2 separate regions of the Homo sapiens genome follow, and region 2 is linked to region 1. A link is a loop called in an ENCODE intact Hi-C map of the cell type or tissue named here. Cell type or tissue: K562. All regions are shown on one strand. Each heading gives the region's core, and the rest is flanking DNA. Links, peaks and the distances in the headings are about the cores only.

Evidence for each region. Hi-C counts contacts between places; a loop is a spot of excess contacts. Peaks named below come from ENCODE experiments on the same cell type or tissue, not always from the same donor. Only the 100,000 strongest peaks of a DNase experiment are listed, where the experiment ranks them.
Region 2: a loop joins it to region 1, with 3 times the contacts of the local background. A loop is called at or near these places in 1 of 110 quality-filtered maps.

Annotation. Positions count from the first base shown.
Region 1 is chr7:107,496,332-107,507,030 of GRCh38, forward strand. All of the region lies in intron 6 of COG5 (component of oligomeric golgi complex 5), which reads right to left. Among named protein-coding and RNA genes, the nearest start is that of GPR22, 32 kb to the left of the region's middle. In K562, for the core only: a CTCF peak has its summit at 5,453 (motif pointing left); a DNase peak (open chromatin) is centred at 5,450.
Region 2 is chr7:107,314,061-107,324,759 of GRCh38, forward strand. COG5 (component of oligomeric golgi complex 5) reads right to left here. Exons shown (of 22, transcript NM_006348.5): 11 at 10,380-10,461. Among named protein-coding and RNA genes, the nearest start is that of HBP1, 150 kb to the left of the region's middle. In K562, for the core only: no CTCF peak of the experiment used is centred there; DNase peaks (open chromatin) are centred at 4,651 and 6,061.

The DNA.
Region 1 (10,699 bases), core at 3,393-8,392:
TCTCTGGAATACAAGAGTAGTTCAACATACAAAAATCAATCAACTGACTGGGCACAGTGGTTCATGCCTGTAATCCCAGCACTTTGGGAGGCTAAGGCAGGTAGATCACTTGAGGTCAGCAGTTGGAGACCAGCCCAGCCAACATGGAGAAACCCCCATCTCTACTAAAAACACAAAAATTAGCTGGGTTTGATGGTATGCGCCTATAATCCCAGCTACTTGGGAGGCTGAGGCATGAGAACCGCTTGAACCCAGAAGGCAGAGGTTGCAGTGAACCAAGATCGTGTAACTGAATTCCAGCCTGGGTGACAGTGAGACTCTGTCTCAAAAAAAAAACAAAAAACAAAAAACAAAAAAACAATCAATATAATATACCACATTAATAGGATGAAAGGAAAAAAACACATGACCATTTCAACTGATGCAGGAAGAGCACCCCAACTCAACACCATTTCATGATAAAAACATTTAATAAACAGAAATAAAAGAAAAACTTCCTTAACACAATAAAGGTCATATATGAAGAACACACAGCTAACAAAATACTCAGTTGCGAAAGACTGAAAGCTTTTTCCCTAAGATCAAAAACAAAACAAGGCCAGACACAGTGGCTCACACTTATAATCCCAGCACTTCTGCAAGCAAACATAGGAGAATCACTTGAGCCCAGGAGTTCGAGACCAGCCTGGACAACATAGCGAGACTCCATCTCTACCAAATAAAAATTAAAAATTAGCCAGGCATGGTGGCATGCCTGTGTCCCAGCCACTCAAGTGGCTGAGGCAAGAGGCTCACTTGAGCCCAGGAGTTTGAGGTTACAATGAGATATGTCTGCGCCACTGCCACTGCACTCCAGCTTGAATGGCAAAGCAAGGCCCTGTCTCTACAAAACAAACAAACGAACAAACAAGTATTAGCCTGCACCTGCTCCACCAAAACTTCTATAGTGTTGGAAATCCTAGCCAGAGCAATCAAGTAAGAAAAAGAAATAAAAGGCATTCAAATCAAAAGGAAAGTAGTAAAACTGTCCCTGTTTGCAGATAACATGATCTAATATTTACAGAAATGCATAAAGACCCCACCAAAAAACTATTAACATAAAAAATTCAGTAAAGTTGCAGAATACAAAATCAACACACAAAAATCAGTGTCATTCCTATGTACCAACAACAATCTATATGAAAAAGATATTAAGAAAACAATCTCATTTACAATTGCATCCAAAGAATAAAATACTAGGAACAGACTTAAGTAAGAAAGTGAAAGACCTGTATATTCAAAACTACAAATAAAAGAAACTAAAGAACTAAAGAAGACAAACAAATGGAAATACTTCTAATGTTCATAGATTAGACAACTGAATACTGTTAAAATTTCCCTACTATTCAAAGTGGTCTACAGATTCAATGCAATCCCTATCTAAATCCCAATGTCATTTTTTAGAGAAATAGAAAAAAAAATCTAAAATTCATATGGAACCACAGAAGACCCTGAATAGTCAAAAGAACTCTGAGAAACAAATAATATAGCTGGTATCATCATACTTCTTTATATATACATACACAAAGCTATAATAATTAAATAGTATGGTACTGGCAAAAAGAAAGACAAACTGATGCAATAGAGTAGAGAGCCCAGAAATAAATTCATGCATATATGATAAACCAATGTGTAACAAGGGTGCCATGAATACACAAGGAGGTAATGACAGTCTCTTCAACAAATACAAGGAAAACTAGATATACAAATGCAAGGGAATGAAATTGGACCCTTAGTCTTACACCATACACAAAAATCAACTCAGAATGGCTTAATGATTTAGCCGTTAGACCTGAAACTGTAAAACTCCTAGAACGACACGTGAGGAAAAACTCTGTACCATTGGTCTTGGCAATGATTTCACAGATGTGACCAAAAACACAGACAACAAATGCAAAAACAGACAAGTGCGACTACATGAAACTAAAGAGGTTCTGCACAGCAAAGGAAACAAGACAGTGAAAATGCAACCTATGAAATGCGAGAAAATATTCACAAACCATGTATCTGATAAAGGGTTAATTTCCAAAACGTATAAGGGACTTTACAACTCGATAGCAAAAATAAAAACCCAATTAAAAATGAGCTAAGGACTTGAATAGACATTTCTCCAAAGAATACATACAAATAGCCAACAAGTATATAAAAAGATCATTAATATCTGACCAGTCATCAGAGTAATGCAAATCGAAACCACAGTGAGATACCACCTCACATCCGTTAGAATGGTTATTATTAAAAAAAACAAACAAGCAAAAACAACAAAAAACAGACACGTGCTGGTGAGGTTGCGGAGAAATTGGAATCGTTTTACACTGTTAGTGGGAATGCAAAATTGTACAACCCCTATAGAAAATAGTATGGTGATTCCTCAAAGAAATTAAAAATAGAATTACTATACGATCCAGCAGTCCCACTTCTGGGTTTTTATCCAAAATAACTGAAATAGGATCTTGAGGAGGTATCTGCACTCTCATGTTCACAGCAGCACTATTTACAACAGCCAAAATACAGAAATAACCTAAATGTCCACCAGCTGATGACTGAATTTTTTAAATGTGATATATATACATAGAACAGAATATTATTCCGACTTAAACAAGAAAGAAATCCTGAAATATGCAACAATGTGGATGAATCTTATGGATATTATGCTTAGTAAAATAAGCCAGTCACAGAAAGACAAATACTGCATGATTCCACTGACATAAGGTATCTAAAATAGACAAATGCATGGAAGCGAATAATGGAATTGTGGCTGCCAGGGGCTGGGGGAGAGGAAGAAATGAGGAGTTGTTAATCAATGGGCATAAAATTTTAGTAAAGCAAGATAAGTAAGTTCTAGAGATCTGCTGTTCAATACCATGCCTATAGATAACAATACCATATTATACATTTAAAAATCTGTTAAGAGGGTAGATCTCATATTAAGCGTACTTACCATTCTAAAATTTAAAAAAGAAAATCACCACACTAACGTAAGGTATTCCTATTAACCTATCCAGAAAAGTTTAAAAAACAAAGGGAAGAGGAGTAAATTTTTTTTTTTTTTTGAGATGGAGTCTCGCTCTGTTGTCCAGGCTGGAGTGCAGTGGCACAATCTTGGCTCACTACAACCTCTGCCTCCCAGGTTCAAGCCATTCTCCTGCTTCAGCCTCCTGAGAAGCTAGGATTAAAGGAGCACGTCACCATGCCCAGCTAATTTTTTGTATTTTCAGTAGAGGTGGGGTTTCACCATGTTGGCCCAGCTGGTCTCGAACTCCTGACCTCAAGAGATCAGGCTGCCTCAGACCTCCCTAAGTGCTAGGAGGTGTCAGCCACCATGCCTAGCCTGAAATTTTTAAAATGAGATGACAGAATGGAATGTTAAAGAGGGAACTGGAGTCTGTTAATTCAGTGCAAATAGGCGAATAGTGTATCTCAATTTCAAAGTTTAGAAGTAGGGATAGTATCTAACCTCCAGCTCTAATTCCTCCTTTGCATCTACATTTTTTTTCTGCAAACCTTTCTAAAACATCCCCCAGCTCACTTCTCCTCAAGTCTCCTGAGCCCAGATGAGTCGCATGTCCACGTTTAAACCATTACGTAAAGGAATGAAACTATCATGATCTATCATGATTTAAGCACTGGAGCAATTAAGTAGTCCCTTCCTTGAGCCCAAAGATATTATTAGGAAGAAGAGCACTCAACCAAACTGAGACCCTGTAAAAAAGAAAGAATGGAAACAAAGGAAGTGGGAAGTCAATCAGTAATGTATGCTACACTGAATATAGATCCACGTGCCATGGAAACCAATTTAAGATGTAAGAGTTGGCATCCTGTCTTGAAAAATAAGATTCTATCCAATTGTTCTTTCCTGGAACATATGAAGGGGGTTTTCAGGAACTTTTGCTGACAAATTCTGCATTCTCCTCAAGAAGCGACTCTGGATAAACTTGAGAAGTGAACAACTGAACTTCCAGAGCCCTAGACCATGCAATTTAGATACGGATTTCTTTTTCAAAGCAGATGTTACTAATCTCTGTAATTGCTACAGAAACAACTTCATAAATCTCTGTGTACTACCTCATTCTGAGGATCATGCCTTCTTCATGTGCCCACGAAAATAAATTCACCATAAGATATATCCCTAGATATCTAATTTGGCACTTTTTAGTTACATAGTATAAACTGATTGGATTTTAGAGAATGGTTTACCAGATATAATAATTTCAGGGTTTTTTCCAACAGTGAAATAACTTTAGTTTTAATATAATTAATAAGGAAATAATATAGATTATCACCACTGGCAACAGGATATATTCCTAGTTGTAATAATAAAACCATGTCATCAGTATGTATCTTCCTTTGGGATATGATATTAAAAGATTCATCAAATCACATTTCTGATTCATCAAAAGAGATTTCAAATCTCTAACACAGAAGTTAAAAACAAATGAATAAAACTGCAAGCTATTTTACTGAATATGTTTCTGAGAAGATCATGCCTCCCTGCCCTGTTGTTTATACAATATGAAAGTGTAAAATTCTACAGGTACACCTATAATCATAAATTTACATTCAACCATTCTAACAGCCTTTAGCAATCTTAATTTGCCATATTTACCAAAACAAAGACTAATAAAAACTGTTTCACATTGTTACTGGCTTTTCTATATATAAAGGAATAAATTATCTTGGCAATGAAAAGTAGAACAACCCACCTAATTTTCCTGTACAATATTATACTTAGAGACCCAAAGCTGTAATTCATCAAGAAGAAAGCTAGCATAATTTTAAAGGAACAGTCAACAATAGAATAAGCCTGTAGTTCTGAGGCACTTTGTTTAGATTAAGACACATTTTTTTCAAATTAATATTATTAGTAATATATACTAGAAGGGAAAAGAACTTGAGAACTATTGGCATAAGCATCCAAATGAAAAAGAAAATCCCTTAGAACCAAGAAATAAAAAACTTTGATACATTACTAGTTGGAAGTACCTTAAGCTAAATAAATTGTTCTCAAACTTTATAAGTCTTCCAGCAAGGGGTGATAGCAAGGTAAAACACAGAGCTTCCATGAACATTATTAAACAACCATATGAAACAGAACACATATCTAGAAATGCTTGCAACTTTAAAATGTACGAAAAACAACATACTAATGTTTACAGTAAAAGAGCTCCTTGTTTTTGTCTAGATGTTACCCTGAATTTTTTACACTATATGATAAAAGAATGAATAGAATCATAAATGTGGTATGAGTATTACCTGTTAAATATAAATTTTAGCAACATTAACTTCAATTAGTTTTAAAAAAGGTTTGTGTGCTTGTGTGTATAATTTCTATATGCTTATCTCTACCACATACAAACACATATCTAAGCATAAGCCTTTCTGGCCATTTGGATTTGAGCACAACATCACCCCCATCTGGTGGTGGCTGAACCCAGTCACATATGTAAGCAATTTAGAGACCATTTAAATCAAATGTACAAACAGAAAATCTTTATAATCTGTCATTACACTGTAGATATACACATATACATTACATTAACTATGAAGAAGTTGTCACACACAAAAAACTTCAATGCATTTAAGAAACAAGTCACTTCAGACTCACAATAAAGGGAAAACGAGAAACAGTTTCATGGTATTTTTTTCTTTTGATTTTTATTTCAATAGCTTTTGGAGTACAAGTGGTTGTGATTACATAAATAAATTATTTAGTGATGAATTCTGAGATTTTAGTACACCTATCACACAAGTAGTGTACTTTGTACCTAATATGCAGTTTTTTATCCCACATTCTCAATACCCTTCCTCTTCTGAATCTCCAAAGTCCATTTTATCACTCTAAGTCTTTGCGTATTCTTAGATTAGCTCCCACTTATAATGAGAACATTTGATGTTTAGTTCTCCATTCCTGAGTTATCTCACTTAGAATAATGGCCTCCAGCTTAATCCATGTTGCTGCAAAACACATTACTTCATTCCTTTTTATGGCTGAGTAGTATTACATGGTGTGTATATACATATACATCACGTTGTCTTTATTCACTCATTGGTCAATGGGCATTTAGGTGGGTTCCATATCTTTGAAATTGTGAATTGGTCTGCAATAAAGATATGTGTGCACGTGTCTTTTTCATATAATGACTTCTTTTCCTTTGGATAGATACCCAGTAGTGGGATTGCTGGATTGAATGGTAGATCTACTTTTAGTTCTTTAAGGAATCTCCATACTGTTTTCCATAAAGGTTGTATTAATTTACATTCCCACCAGTAGTGTATAAGCATTACCACATCCACACAAACATCTATTGTATTTTGACTTTCTAATAATGGCCATTCTAGACGGAATAAGCTGATAATCTCACTGTGGTTTTAATTTGCATTTCTCTAATGATTAGGGATGTTGAACATTTTTTCATATGTTTCTCGACCATTTGCATATCTTCTTTTGAGAAATGTCTATTCATGTCATTTGCCCACTTTTTGGTGGGATTATTTATTTTTCTTGCTGATTTGAGTTCCCTGTAGCTTCTGAATACTAGTTCTTTGTCACATGCACAGTTTACAAGTCTTATCTTCTCCCGTTCTGTGGGTTGTCTGTTTATTTTGACAATTATTTCTTTTGCTGTAGAGAAGCTATTTAACCAGGTCCCATTTATTTATTTTTGTTGCATTTGCTTTTGGGATTTCAGTCATGAATACTTTGTCTAGGCCAATGTCTAGAAGAGTTTTTCCTAGGTTTTCTCCTACGGTTTGTATGGCTTTGGGTCTTAGATTGAAGTCTTTGATCCATCTTGGGTTGATTTTTATATAAAGTGAGAGGGATACAGTTTCATTCTTCTACATGTGGCTAGCCAGTTTTCTCAGCAGCATTTATTTAATAGGGTGTTCTTTCCCCAATTTATGTTTTTGATGCTTTGTTGAAGATCACTTGGTTCTAAGTATTTGGCTTTATTTCTGAGTTCTCTATTCTGTTTCATTGGGTCTATGTGCCTACTTTTATACCAGAACCATGCTGTTCTGGTAACTGTATACAGCCTTGTAGTATAACTAAGAGTCCAGTAATATGATGCCTCCAGATGTGTTCTTTTTGCTTAGGATTGCTTTGGTTATTTGGGCTCTTTTTGGTTCCAAATGAATTTTAGGATTTTTTTTCCCATTCGGTGAAAAATAATGTTGGTATTTTGATGGGGAATTGCACTGAATATGTAGACTGCTTTGGGCAGTATGGTTATTTTCACAATATTGATTCTTCCAATCTATGAACACAAGATGTGTTTCCATTTGTTTGTGTCATCCACGTTTTCTTTCAGCAGTTTTGTAGTTCACCTTGTAGAGATCTTTCACCTCCTTGGTTAAGTATATTCCTAGTATTTTATCTTTTTTGCAGATGCAAAAGGGGCTAAGTTCTTGATTTGATTCTCAGCTTGGTGGTTGGTGTGTAGCAGTGCTACTGATTTGTGTACATTGACTTTGTAACCTGAGACTTTACTTGTTTATCAAATCTAGGAGTCTTCTGGAGCAGTCTTTATTTAGGGTTTTTCATGTATACAATCACATCATCAGTGAACAGTGATAGTTTGACTTTCTTTTTCCAATTTGGAAGCCCTTTACTTCCTTCTCTTCCCTGATTGCTCTGACTAGGACTAGGACTTCCAGTACTATGTTGAATAGAAGTGATCAAAGTGGGCATCCTTGTCTTGTTCCAGTTCTCAGGGGGAAGGCTTTCAACTTTTCCCCGTTCAGTATGATGTCGGCTGTGGGTTTGTCATATATGGCTTTTATTAATTTGAAGGAAATCCCTTCTATGCCTAGTTTGTTGAGGGTTTTTTATCATAAAAGGATGCTGGATTTTACCGGATGCTTTTTCTGCATCTATTGAGATGATCATATAGTTTTTATTTATAATTCTGTTTATGTGATATATCACATTTATTGATTTGCATATGTTAAATCATCCCTGCATCCCTGAAATAAAACCCCTCGATCACCATGCATTATCTTTTTGATGTGATGTTGGATTTGGTTAGTTAGTATTTTGTTGAAAATTTTTGCATCAATGTTCATCAGGGATATTGCTCTGTAGTTTTCTTTTTTTGTTATGTCCTTTCTGAGTTTTGGTATCAGGGTAATACCGGCTTCAAAGAATGATTCAGAGAGAATTCCCTCTTTCTCAATCTTTTGCAATAGTTGCAGTAAGATTGATACCAGTTCATCTTTGAATATCTGGTAGAATTCAGCTGTGAATCTATCTAGCCCTGGGCTTTTTCTTTGTTGGCAATTTTTTTTATTACTGATTTAATCTTGCTGCTTGTTATTGGTCTGCTCAGGGTTTCTATTTCTTCCGGATTTAATCTAGGAGGGTTGTATGTTTCCAGGAATTTATCCATTTCCTCGAGGTTTTCTAGTTGATATGCATAGGGGTGTTAATAGTAGTCTCAAATGATCTATTGCGTTCTGTGGCATTGGTTGTAATGTCTCCAGTTTCATTTCTAATTGAGCTTATTTGAATCTTCTTTTTTTTCTTGGTTCATCTAGCTTAATGGTCTATCCATTTTGTTTATCTCTCAAAGAGAGAATTCAGTTCTTGGTGCTTTCAGGGGTGGAAACTCTGAGTTCCTTGGTTATTAAGAGTCTTTGTATGATAGCTTTCTCTGCTGCTGGTTGTAGTAGCAATATGTTGGTCATGTGAGCAAGTTCACTGTCTCCCATAGGGTTGAAATGGTAGAGGTCTCTTGACGCTTAATCTCATTCCCCTGTGATGTGCACTTTTTTATTTATTTTTTCCCCAGTATTTTATTTACTGGATTGAATATTTTAGGCTTCAGGCCAATACAGGAGGTGTCCACAGGTAAAAACCAGCTTTGGCTAAAGCAGGTGGGTAAATGCAATACCCAATGGTGGGGAAAGGTCCCAGCCTTGACAGAGGTGGCCGAGGAAGCTCTCAGTGAAACACACTGAGGTCTTACCAGAGGGAGGGACTGGAGCCACCTTAGCTCCCTTGTCAGGCTGGCAGAAAATTCATCTGCAGGAATGTTGATGTTTCAAGTGGAGAGGAATTGTGCCTCTGCCTCTCATGCAATCCTGCACTTGGAAAGTGCTCCTCCTGTGGGGATGCAGTCACCCTGAAGTGTTTCAGAGAGGTTGTCTATAGGTATACCCATGCCAAGCTCCCATGGGAAAAGCCCCACCTGTGTCTGCAGTGGTGAATGAGGGGGAAAAGAAGTCATCTTCTCCAAGGCTATTCACAAGCACCAGGACTGCCTGACTGTTGGGGCAGAGCTGCAGACTTTCCTTGCTGAGCCCAGCATGGCAACTGTATTTCTCCTGAAAGAAACTTCCCACCAGTGGAAAGATCTGGGACTCAAGGCCTCCCGCCTGGGTTCTTTTGTGCCATGGGTGGTCCCTTGATGTGGTACACTCTCCCTTCCCCTAGAAACAGGTGTCCCTAAGGGCAAGAATACTGTGAATGCTGTTGTTCCTCTGGGTCTAGATGCCCAGTGTGGCTGCCATACTCTAGGCTGCTGCTTGGAATGCCTGCAAGGAATCCAGAGATATGGCCTGTCCTCAAGTCTCCCAGCAGTGGGTACCAGTACCAGCTCTGATGGGGGTGGCAGGAAAGTGACACAGACTGTGAGATTCCTTGGTTATGGATAGTCTTAATGTGTTGGCTTTCTGAAATGATGGTTGTAGTAGTAATGAAAAGGTTATGTGGACAGACTCAGGACCTCCTGGTTGGCCAGGGTAGTAGAGGCAATGGTGACAGGTAAGGTCATGCACAAGTTTTCTCCTTCCTGGGTGCAGTATTATTCTACCTGGAGATGATGTAATGGACTGTGTTAGTTGGCCTCCAGCCAGGAAATGATGTGTGCAAAAGAGCACCAGCTGCAGTAGTTAACAGTGGTATTTGTGTTGGTCTTATGTTACCCAGGGGCAGTGCTTTGGTTTCTCAGGAATGGGCAGGGCCATAAAGCTCCCAAAAGTTTCTGTCCTTTGTGTTAAACTACCAGGGTGGCTGGAGGGGTAAAGCCAGGTGGGGGCTGGGGTCAGGCAGGTCCCTGCTCTGACTCTCCACAAGTGGGGCAAGCAGCAGCCCCTGGGCAGGAGTTTGAGGGAGGTTTCTCTGGCACTGGGGTAATGTTCCAGAGAGGTGTATTAACTGTCTCTGCTGCACAGAGAATTGTATGTAGGGAGTGGGAAGTAACAGGTGATAGTAAACCCCACCCAGCTCACCCAGCTCCCCGCATACTTCGCAAGGCAGATCTCACACCCACAGTTTCCCAGTAGCAGCATCCAGCTAAGTTCTAGACCTTCTACTCAAAACTGCCCCAAGCCATATGCCTTCCCTGCGGGAAAACAGGAACCACAGGTTTCAGGCCACGCCCCTCCCAGTTGGCTCACACAGCTGGGGCACCCAGCTCCCTAGCTTGTGGCTACAGGACACTTGCCACTCACCCTCTGGTTCTGGCCTAGGAAATTCTTCCTCATTCGAGGTTATCATGAAATTCAGTTGGGAGGTTCTTTCAACCTGTGACTGCTTCCTGAGTTAGCTGGCGGACTTCCATGAGATACACTGTGAGGCAGAATAATGAATGGCTCCCCTTGGTCTACTCTGCAGACTGGGAAAGCACGCAAGGCTGCTCCCACTGCCGTTCCTACTTTT
Region 2 (10,699 bases), core at 2,386-7,385, 180 kb before region 1:
CATTTTGAGAATGACTTACAAGTACATGCAGCAATATGGGGGACTTTTAGAAACATTTTGAGCAAGAGAAGTCACACAGGAGACACGAGCACAAACTAGATGATTTTATCTGTATAAAAGAAAAATAACAATTTTAAAAAATTCCATTAGAAATTAGTGGAAAAAATTCCATTAGAAATCTCTTGTTGAGAGGGGCTGGTAGAAACTAGAAGGGGACATGAAGGGAACATCTGGACTACAGATAATACTGTTTCTTATTCTTGATGCTGTACTTGATCTTAGTTATACAGATGTTTTAAAATTTGAAAAACTCATCTAGGTGTGAAATTATGATATGTACACTTTTTCTTAATGAGTATTATAGCTTAATAAATACTTTTTTAAAAGATTAATGGAAGTCTGGCTGGGCACAGCGGCTCACGCCTGTAATCCCAGCACTTTGGGAGGCCGAGGCGGGCAGATCACGAGGTCAGGAGATAAGAGACCATCCTGGGTAACACGGTGAAACCCCATCTCTACTACAAAAAAAAAAAAAAAAAAAAAGCCAGGCATGGTGGGCGTGCCTGTAATCCCAGCTACTTGGGAGGCTGAGGCAGGAGAATTGCTTGAACCCAGGAGGCAGAGGTTGCAGTGAGCCAAGATCGTGCCACTGCACTCCAGCCTGGGCAACAGAGTAAGACTCTGTCTCAAATAAAACAAAACAAAACAAAGACTATTGGAAGTCAATGCAGGATTTTAATCAGAAAATGACATGATCAAATTTGTTCTGCCAAACAGAACATCAAAGCACTTACTTGATAGCTAGATTTACTTTCTTCCAAGGTATATAAACTTTTAGTACTTTCCTAAAAGATCCCTCTTATCTCAAGCCCTTAACACAAATTGCAAGTTTTCTTTTTGTGTTACAGTGTTAGGATGGTACTTTATAGGCTCATTAGAACTATGTAACAAAATACTTCCATTGCAAGGATCAAAATTCTAAAAAGTACTTTAAATGAGTATATTAGGTTTATCTCCCTAAGTATATACATATTAAGGTAGACATTAATTTTCAAGAAATATTCACAATATGATCTCAACTTGCATACTATTCTAATCTTTTTTTTTTTTTTAAAGAACATACATTCTCATATAGTTTGTTTTATCTCCCTAATTCTTGGAAAGATTTGACTCTTTATCACTATATGTTTTAAAAAGGTAAAGATAATGAGCTTTAGTATACAGTATTTCAAGCCTTAAAACTTTTAAAATCTGGTAACACATATATCTCAATGTATCTCTTATTCATTCTTGGTTTGGGAAGCCAAGTATTACAGATATATAACCATGTTAGCACTCTAACTTGTATGAACAACTTCTTTGAGTGGCTTAAGAGTTTTCAGAGACTAATACTGCACAAGGGGTTTTAGACATGTAAAAAGAGATGTACTTGCTAGATTTTTCAAGCATACTTCCAAAAAGAAGTAAATTTATTGTCAAGCTCTTGGATTACCTTCTAATAGAACTTTTTTTTTTTTTAACTAAGCATGAACATGTATAATCAGAAAGAACATATTCCTAACTAGGAACATTTTCCTTTAGATATACTTTGCCAAAACATTACTTACTTAGACAATCTGTTACATTGTGTGTAATCCTCAACTCTGCAGATGGTTGCACTTCCTTAATATTGCCTGTCTATAATTCTAAGAAGTACTACAGTACACTTCAGGGACTGTATGTGCTATAAAAATTGAAGGTACTTTATAAACAACTTACTTTGGAGTTCTCCCAAAGGAAGTTATTAAAGTAATTATGGTATTAGAAGTAGCAGGCTATTCCTAAGGTGAAATATTAATGGGATTTTCTGTCTACATATTGTATGTTTCCTGTCATTAGCTTCTTTCACTATACAAGACAGATAGGTCCCATAAGATAAGAACTGAAAACATACGCTGGCAATTAAAAAGTAGGTCATTGCTTCCCTTAATGAGAACAATTTCAATAGAATGATGGAAGACAGCCAGATTACACCTAGTTGAGAAATCAACAGAATGAAAATGAACACCAAAAAATGCAAACTACTCTTTGGAGAAATTTACATAAAAAGAGAGAGAGTAAACAGCAACTAAAGAGGAACTTTCTAGTTTTGTTTTATTTTTTATTACATGGGAGCAACATGAATAGGTTTATAGCTGAGGAAAAGAAATTAAAAGAGAAGGAGAAATCCAACACAGAAAAAGGAGAAATATAAATGATGATGCTAGGAGAGAGAAATAAACAGAGTAGGTCTGGGCACCAGGTAAATGGGTGACCTTGAAGAAGAAGTTAAGTTATCTTCTGAGGCTCAAAGGGAGGAAATAAGGCTCTTATTTGGAAGAAAGGTACAGGAAAAAATTTCTTAATGACATTAATTGTCCTAATGACCCAGGAGATAAAGGAAGACATGTGGAGAATACTGAAGGTTTGTAATGGTTAAGAAAAGAAAAGCAGGCAGGGCGTGGTGGCTCTCGCCTGTAATCCCGGCACTTTGGGAGGCCAGGGCGGGCGGATCACGAGGTCTGGAGATTGAGACCATTCTGGCTAACACAGTGAAACTCAGTCTCTACTAAAAATACAAAAAAAAAAAAAAAAAAAAAAAAATTAGCCAGGCGTGGTGGCGGGCGGCTATAGTCCCAGCTACTCGGGAGGCTGAGGCAGGAGAATGGCGTGAACCCAGGAGGCGGAGCTTGCAGTCAATGGAGATGCACCACTGCACTCCAGCCGGGGGGACACAGTGAGACTCTGTCTCAGGAAAAAAAAAGAAAGAAAAGCAGATAATCACTGACAAGTAAATGGCAGTATCACTAAATAAACGTACACACACACTCCCATATAATATTCTGAAATATACTTTTAATCATTATTTAAATTTGAATCATTAAATATTTTAATCACTATTTAAATCATCATGACCATAAGCAAAAGTTTCTCATTGAAATTTTAATGAGGAACTTTTGCTTATGGTCACAATGATATGATAGGGACCAGATTTACCAACCTATCTGAAACAACAAAAAATACACAATATATGAAAGATGGCTTTCAAGACATTTAACATGCAACATAGGACGGTGATTCCTCAGAGTCAGGAAACAAATGAGATGAACCCTATGAGTGCCCCAGCTCATTACCTTAAAGGACTTTCCAGGCCATGGCACGGAAAGAGGGAAAATACCCTTCCTTCTATCCCCTCCCAGAACAGCCAAACAGAAACAACTAGAGTTCACAAAATAGAATACCGGAGAGAACAGAGGCGCATAGACAGAGAATTCCAGAGATGTGCAAAGGGTTCCCTTTGAGTATTCAGCAAAGCACTGATCAGCATTAAACTTCCAGAGTTTGGGGGAAAACTATGAAAAAGGTTTAGAGGGAACATCCTGTTACATTCACATAAGATTGAGAATAATCCCTATTCTCTAAAGCCAGGCTGGAAAACCTCATAATTCACAGGGTAATAATTTGAGGGTATTAAGAAGAATGTTGCCTCATAACTGGGAAATAAATAGCAGATTATTACTGCTTTGAATTTGCTAATAAATCTTAAAGCAATATTCAAAAGGATCAAACTGTCTTTAAGTATCTGATACTATCAGTATTAGAGATGACAAAATTAATCAGCCCCAAACAAGGTTAAGTTCATGTTTAATATCCAATAAAAATTATTAGACATGCAAATAAGTAGAAAAATATCAGGTCTGATGGAAAGAAAATTCAACCAAACAAAAACCCGGAATTAACATAGATGTTAGAATGAGCGGACAAGGGCATTTCCATCCCGGTCTTATTCTGTGGAGTTCAACTTACTTATTGTTTCTGTGATTTCCTTAGTTTACCTTCTACGATTTTACTAAAAATGTTCTAAAACAATAAATAATAAACAATATCGGAAGATATAATGGTTAAAGGCTTGAAATTTTTAAAGTATGCTAATGGCTTTTTTCTTTCTTTCTTTCTTTCTTTTTTTTGATACAGAGGTTCGCTCTGTTGCCAGGCTGGAGTGCAGTGGGGCCATCTCGGCTCACTGCAACCTCCACCTTCCAGGTTCAAGTGATTCCCCTGCCTCAGCCTCCGGAGCAGCTGGGACTACAGACGCGTGCCACCACACCCAGCTAATTTTTTGTATTTTAGAAGAGACAGGGTTTCACCATGTTGGCCAGGATGGTCTCAATCTCCTGACCTTATGATCTGCCCACCTTGGCCTCCCAAAGTGCTGCGATTACAGGCATGAGCCATAGCACCTGGCCGCCAATGGCTTTTTTCTTTGTAGATTCCTGTCATATTGAGAGACGAAATATTCAAAGTACAAATTAAATGTACTCATTTAAAGAAAGAAAATAAAATGATAGCCACCCCAAGGTTTTAAAAAACTTTTTAGAGTGATAAAGCACATTTTAAATTAATATGTGACAACAGATGCATTGCAACTACAGCCATAAATAATTTTTTGTTTTTGATTTTTTGGCTTAAACAGCAAAAATTTATTTCTCACAGTTCTGGAGGCTACATACAAGTCTAAGATCAAGGTTCTGGTAGGGCTGAGTTTCTCTTCCTGACTTGCTGATGGCCTCCCTCTTGCTAAGTGCTCTCATGACCTTTCCTTGTGCCTGTGTACATAGAGAGTGAGTAAGCTCTCTCGCGTCACTTCTTATAAGGACAGTAATCCTATAAGATCAGGGCCCACCCTTGTGACCTCATTTAAACTTAATTGCTTCCATAAACGCCCTATCTCCAAATACAGTTACACTGGGGGTTAGGGCTTCAGTGTATGAATTGGAAGAGGTGGCACATAAACATTTAGTCCATAACAAAAATGTTTCACATATTTTCAACAACTATTTTTTTCTAACTTTTTTCTTTTTCCCTTCCTCTCTTGGCTCTGAAACTCCAATTACACATATGTTAGATTGCTTGATGTGTCCCATGGGTCCTAAGACTCTAATAATTTTTTAAGTTTGTTTTTAAATCTTGGTCCTTCATTCTGAATTATGTCTATGGCTGTATCTTCTAGTTCACTGATTTTTTTTTTTTTCTTCTCAGGGTTAAATCTGCATTTAATTTCAGATACTATATTTTTCATATGTGGAGGTTCCATTTGATTCTTCTTGATACTGTCCATTTATCTCATTATATGTTATTTTTAAAATATTTGAGCACATTTATAACATTTATAAGAAGTGTTTTAAAATTCCTAGTCTGCTTATACTACTGATACTTCAGCTTCTCTGTTTCTACTGGTTATGGTCTCATTTTCCTGCTTCTTCTCATGTCCACTCATTTTAATTGGATGCTGAATATGTGATACTATATTGTTAAGTGACAGATTTTGTTGTAATCCTTTAAAGAGTTCTGGAATCAGTAAGAATGGCAGACTATATATTGATTCCCATTTTTTTGTGTGTGCAGCTGTCTGGAAATTGCCAGGTAGAAAGCTGCGGTGATTTTAGCGTTCAATTTGTTTTGGTTTATCTGAGATCACAGTTCTATATTGCCTGTTGCCCAATGTCTGAAAACAGGTGTTTCACAAATTTTACTCACTGTTCTAGTTTATAATGGGAGAACATCTAAAGTAGCAGTTACCTTTCCATGTAGGGAAGTAAAAGTCCATTAAATGACCTTTTTTCTTTCTTTTCAAAATTTACGTGATTTAGGATCCAACACAACTAATCTCTAATTTATTATGCTGAGTGACTGAGTGATAAGAAACTGGTTTTCTCCAGTTTCAAAAAACATCACCTGCTGGGTGTGGTAGTGCTCTTGTAGGCCCAGCTACTCAGAAGGCCATGGCAGCAGGGTCACTGGAGGCCAGGAGTTCAAGGCTGTAGCGTGCAATGACTGTGCCTGTGAATAGTCACTGCACTTCAGCCTGGGAAACACAGTGAGACTCCATTTCAAAAAACAAAACAACAACAACAAAAAAAACTGAAAAGTATAATTCTTTAGAAAAGAGTGAACACTCTGATGTTGTAGAGTGTGACATGTTGGAAAAGACCCATGCAGGCAAGCTTAGGGCTAGACAAATGAGAGATAAGGAGAATGAGGTGGCAAGACGGCATAGACAAGATAAAAAATTGTGTCAACACTGAAAAATTGGTGACTCTGTGAAGTTTTGTTATATAAATAGTAGAAGACAGATGTTGATTTTACCTACCTTATGCTGGAATAATTACTTATACTATTTTAAATATTTTTAAAGTGTGTAACTAAAGGTTAGACTATGTGAGCGATGGCTTAATAGCAACAACAGGGATTTATATCTGTTTACATAAAACTCTGCAATGACAATTTTCCTTTTAGAATATCTTTTCTATGCAAAATGCCATAGATCATTCAAACATCCATGGAAAACTGGCAATGCTCCTGGTTCCCCTCTTAGTGTGAATGGTAGGAAATATAATCTTGTTTTGTTCGATTGAATTTTTATCTAAACATCAGCAACACTAAGAGATCTCAAGATTCAGTAATCAGCACAAGGAAACCCCAACCAGCCTAAGTCATGATGCATATCAAGGGTGTCTTTCTGGTTGTCCAAGTCTAAAACTGGTTGCAATTGCAGGTTAGGTTGGTCAGTAAAAGAAGATCTATTTCATTGTCTAGTATCTTAAAGGATAAGTACGGAAAGAGAGATCAGAGGGAGGTATAATTAAAGGTATAAATATAGGTCCCCTCTGTCACACTGTAAAATGAGACCCTCTCCATAATTACAGGACTCTCTGAGAGAAAGGAGATGATAATGCTTAAGAAAAACTTCACACTGATGTTTTTGGAAGCTCAGTGAACAGAAAACCATGATTGGTTAAGTACAGACATCCTTTCCTTCCCAGTAAACTGAGTCCAAACAAAGTTAAAACAGGACTTCTTCTACACCCCCACCTCCCAGTAATGATTACCATCAGAAGGCACCTCTTTATCCAATTTAGACATCAGGGTTTCAAAGGGCTTCCATAAGTGAGTTTTACATTTGCTTTCTTTTATTCCAAAAACTGAGACTTTCATATTTGTAAGAAATCACCAATAACTACTAGAATAAGTAAGACTGGCAAAGTCAGAGGACACAAAGTCAAAATACAAGTATCAATTGTATTTCTCTATTTTAAAAATCAACAATTATAAAGTAAAATGAAAAAATAACATATAGAATAGCATCAAAATATATAAAACAGTGATAAATTTAAGAAAAGATTTGTTAGAACTGCATGCTAAAAACTATAAAGCATTTATAAGAAAAAATGTAAAAGTCCTAAATAAATAGAATAATACAGGATGTGGATCAGAAGACTCAATATTAAACTGTGAATTCATCACATATTGATCTGTAGATTCAATGCAATCCTCATCAAAATCCCAGGAGTCAATTATTGGAGGAACAAAATTCTGAAACACATATGGAAATGCAAAAGACCTATGGTAACTAAAATTACTTTGATAAAGAAGAACAAAATAGGAGGACTTTGACTACTGTGACGAAAACCCTGTTGTACTGATGTAAACATAGACATTCAGAAAAATGGAACCAAACAGAGTCCAGAAATAGTCTTACTTATAGATAACCAAATGATTTTCAACAAAAGTTTCCAAGAAGTCAATAGGCAGAGAATAATGTTTTGGAGCCATATGTTCTAAAAGAAATGAATGTTGAGATAACTCATAACATACACGAAAATTAACTCAAACCTAGTAAAACTTCTAAAATAAAATGTAAGAGGAAATGCTTCTGACTTTGGATTAGGCAATAATTTTTAGGTCAAAAAAAAGTACAAATTATTTAAAACTTTGATAAACTGAATTTGATCAGGATTTAAAACTTTTGTCCTTTGGAAGGCACTGTTAAGAAAACAAAAAGCCAAGCCACATTCTAGGGGAAAATATCTTCAAAACATGCAACTAAGGAAGTACTCTGAACCCAGAATATGCAAAGATTCCTTGGGACTCATTAAGAGAACAAGAAATACAATAAAAACAGAGGACAATCCTTTAGACAAACACAAAACCAAAAAAGTTATACAGATGGCATCTAAGCCTGTGAAAATGTGGTCAACATCTGCTATGGTCTGAATGGTTTTATCTCCCCAAATTCATATGTTGAAACCTACTCACCAAATGTGATGGGGTTAGGAAGTGGATTCTCTCAGAGGTGATGAGGTCAGGGGGAGAAAATCCTCATGAATGAGATTAGTGCACTTACAAAAGAGGCTCAGATAGCTTCCCTATCCTTTTCTAACACGTGAGGACACAGTCAGAAGGCACAGTCTATGAACCAGGAAGCAGGCCCTCACCAAATACTAAATCTTCCAGTACCTTGATGTTGGACTTGCCATTTCTCCAGAACTGTGAGAAATAAATTTCTGTTGTGCATAAGTTGCCCAGTCTGTGGTATTTTGTTGTAGCAGCCCAAATGAACTAAGAAAGCATCATTAGTCTAGTGGAAGCTAAAACCCCAATAAAAAAAACTAGTACACACCCACTGGAATGACTAAAATTAAAATAACTGACAATATCATGGATTGGCAAAAATGTGGAGCAACTGGAACTATCACACATTGTTGATGGAAATGCAAAATGGTATATCCATTTTGGATTATAGCACTGCAGTTTCTGTAAAGTTAAACAACATTTACCAAATAATTGAGCAATTCCACCCTTACATATTTGCACAAGAGAAGGAACACATATGTCCACAAAAGAGATATATGTATGTAAATAACTGTAACTTTATTCATAATAATCCAACTTGTTTCTCAACTGCAGAATGGATAAAAAATTGTGGTATATATCTACACAATGGAATACAATTCAACAATTTAAAAGGAAATGGACTACCGATATATGCAACAACATGGAAGAATCTTAATTATGCTGATGATCAAATAATGCATACTATATGATTCTAGTTGTTGCCAGGACCCAGGGAGTGAAGGTAGCAGATAAACTGCAAAAGTACATAAAGAAAATTTGGGGATGATGGAAATGTTCTATATCTTAATTGTAATGATGGTTATATGAATGTAAACATTTGTCAAACATCATAGAATTTTATGTTTAAAATTGGTGACTTTTACTGCATATAAATTATATCTCAATAAAGCTGAGCAAAAACAAAAACCAAGGAAATATACGATATTTATTCCCTCCCAAAATGAGCAGTGTGATTCACAAGTAAACGGAACAGGCCGGGCGCAGTGGCTCATGCCTGTAATCCCAGCACTTTGGGAAGCCAAGGCGGGCCGATCATTTGAGGTCAGGAGTTCGAGACCAGCCTGACCAACATGGTGAAACCCCGTCTTTACTAAAAATACAAAAAAATTAGCCAGGAGTGGTGGTACATTCCTGTAGTCCCAGCTACTAGGGAGGCTGAGGCAGGAGAATTGCTTGAACCCAGAAGGCAGAGGCAGCAGTGAGCCGAGATCACGTGACTGCACTCCAGCCTGGGTGACAGAGCAAGACTCCGTCTGGAAAAAAACAAAACAAAAGAAAACGAAACACTACAACTAAATGGAGTAAATGGATCCTAATATCCCATTAGGTTAAGTTCTGTTTAGCTACAAATGAATGAAGACCTCTTTGTGGTTACTGTCTTACTACATACTTCATTAGAAATAAGTAGAGAGACAAGCAGACTAGTTTATTTAACTCTGGTCAGTGTAGGGAGGGCAGTGGCTAAATAATATTTAGCATACAGTAAGTCCTTCTAGTAAATGCTTGTGAATAAAAATTTAAATAGAAATGAACTCTTAACACTTTTTAAAGGCCTAGGTACATTATATGCTCTTACCTAAAGTATTTAGACAAACACACGCGTAAGATATTAGCTGGTTTGCATATTTCATTGTATAGATCTACCAGTCCATTATTTCATGATATAAAGAAATTAAGAAAAAGTTTTGTGGAACATATTTGAATGACCAACTTTTAATTCACGATGTAGATATTTCACCTGTTTATTCATTAAATCTTCATTTTTAACAATAAAAAATTTGCAAAGCCTCTGTATTTTTATATCTTTTAGTTATACACTAATTCTAAAAGCATGAACTAAATTTTTCAACATTAACTGCTTTACACACTCTACGTAGGAAAAATTCAGACAGAGTTCTTCTGATGTCTGAATAATAAGATATTGACTTATTTTTCTGGAGAATTTTATTCTAAATATTAATTACTAAAATGTGTAAAAATTTTGTTTACTGAATATATGTCTAGGAGATTCCAGATTAAACATCTAGACAAAATAACAATTAGCCAGGAATTTTAAAATAGCAATAAAAATGTTTTGTAAACCAATACAGCAAAGCTTCTTGACATCAAATGATAAAATAACTTAAAACTTTGAAATTAATTTTCAAAATAAGTAGTAAACTTACAGTTTGTTGCCATATGAAATTGAGAAGAAAGTGCCTGAGTAACTGAATTCCAAAATGTGTAGAAAATTTCCGGTTGTCCATCCTGTGAAGAACAAACAAAAATTTTTTAAAAATAAAAAAATGCATTTATTTTAAGAAATCATAATGGGTAACACGTAACCTTGAAAAGTTATTTAAAATTTAAATAAAAATTTTAGACATCTAACCATCAAACAATAGAATTATTAATTAAATGGAAATACAAAGATGATTCAAATTATGTCTTATGTTCAAGTAGTCAGTCATTCTTCTTCTCTGCCACATAATAGCTGGTGTAACCT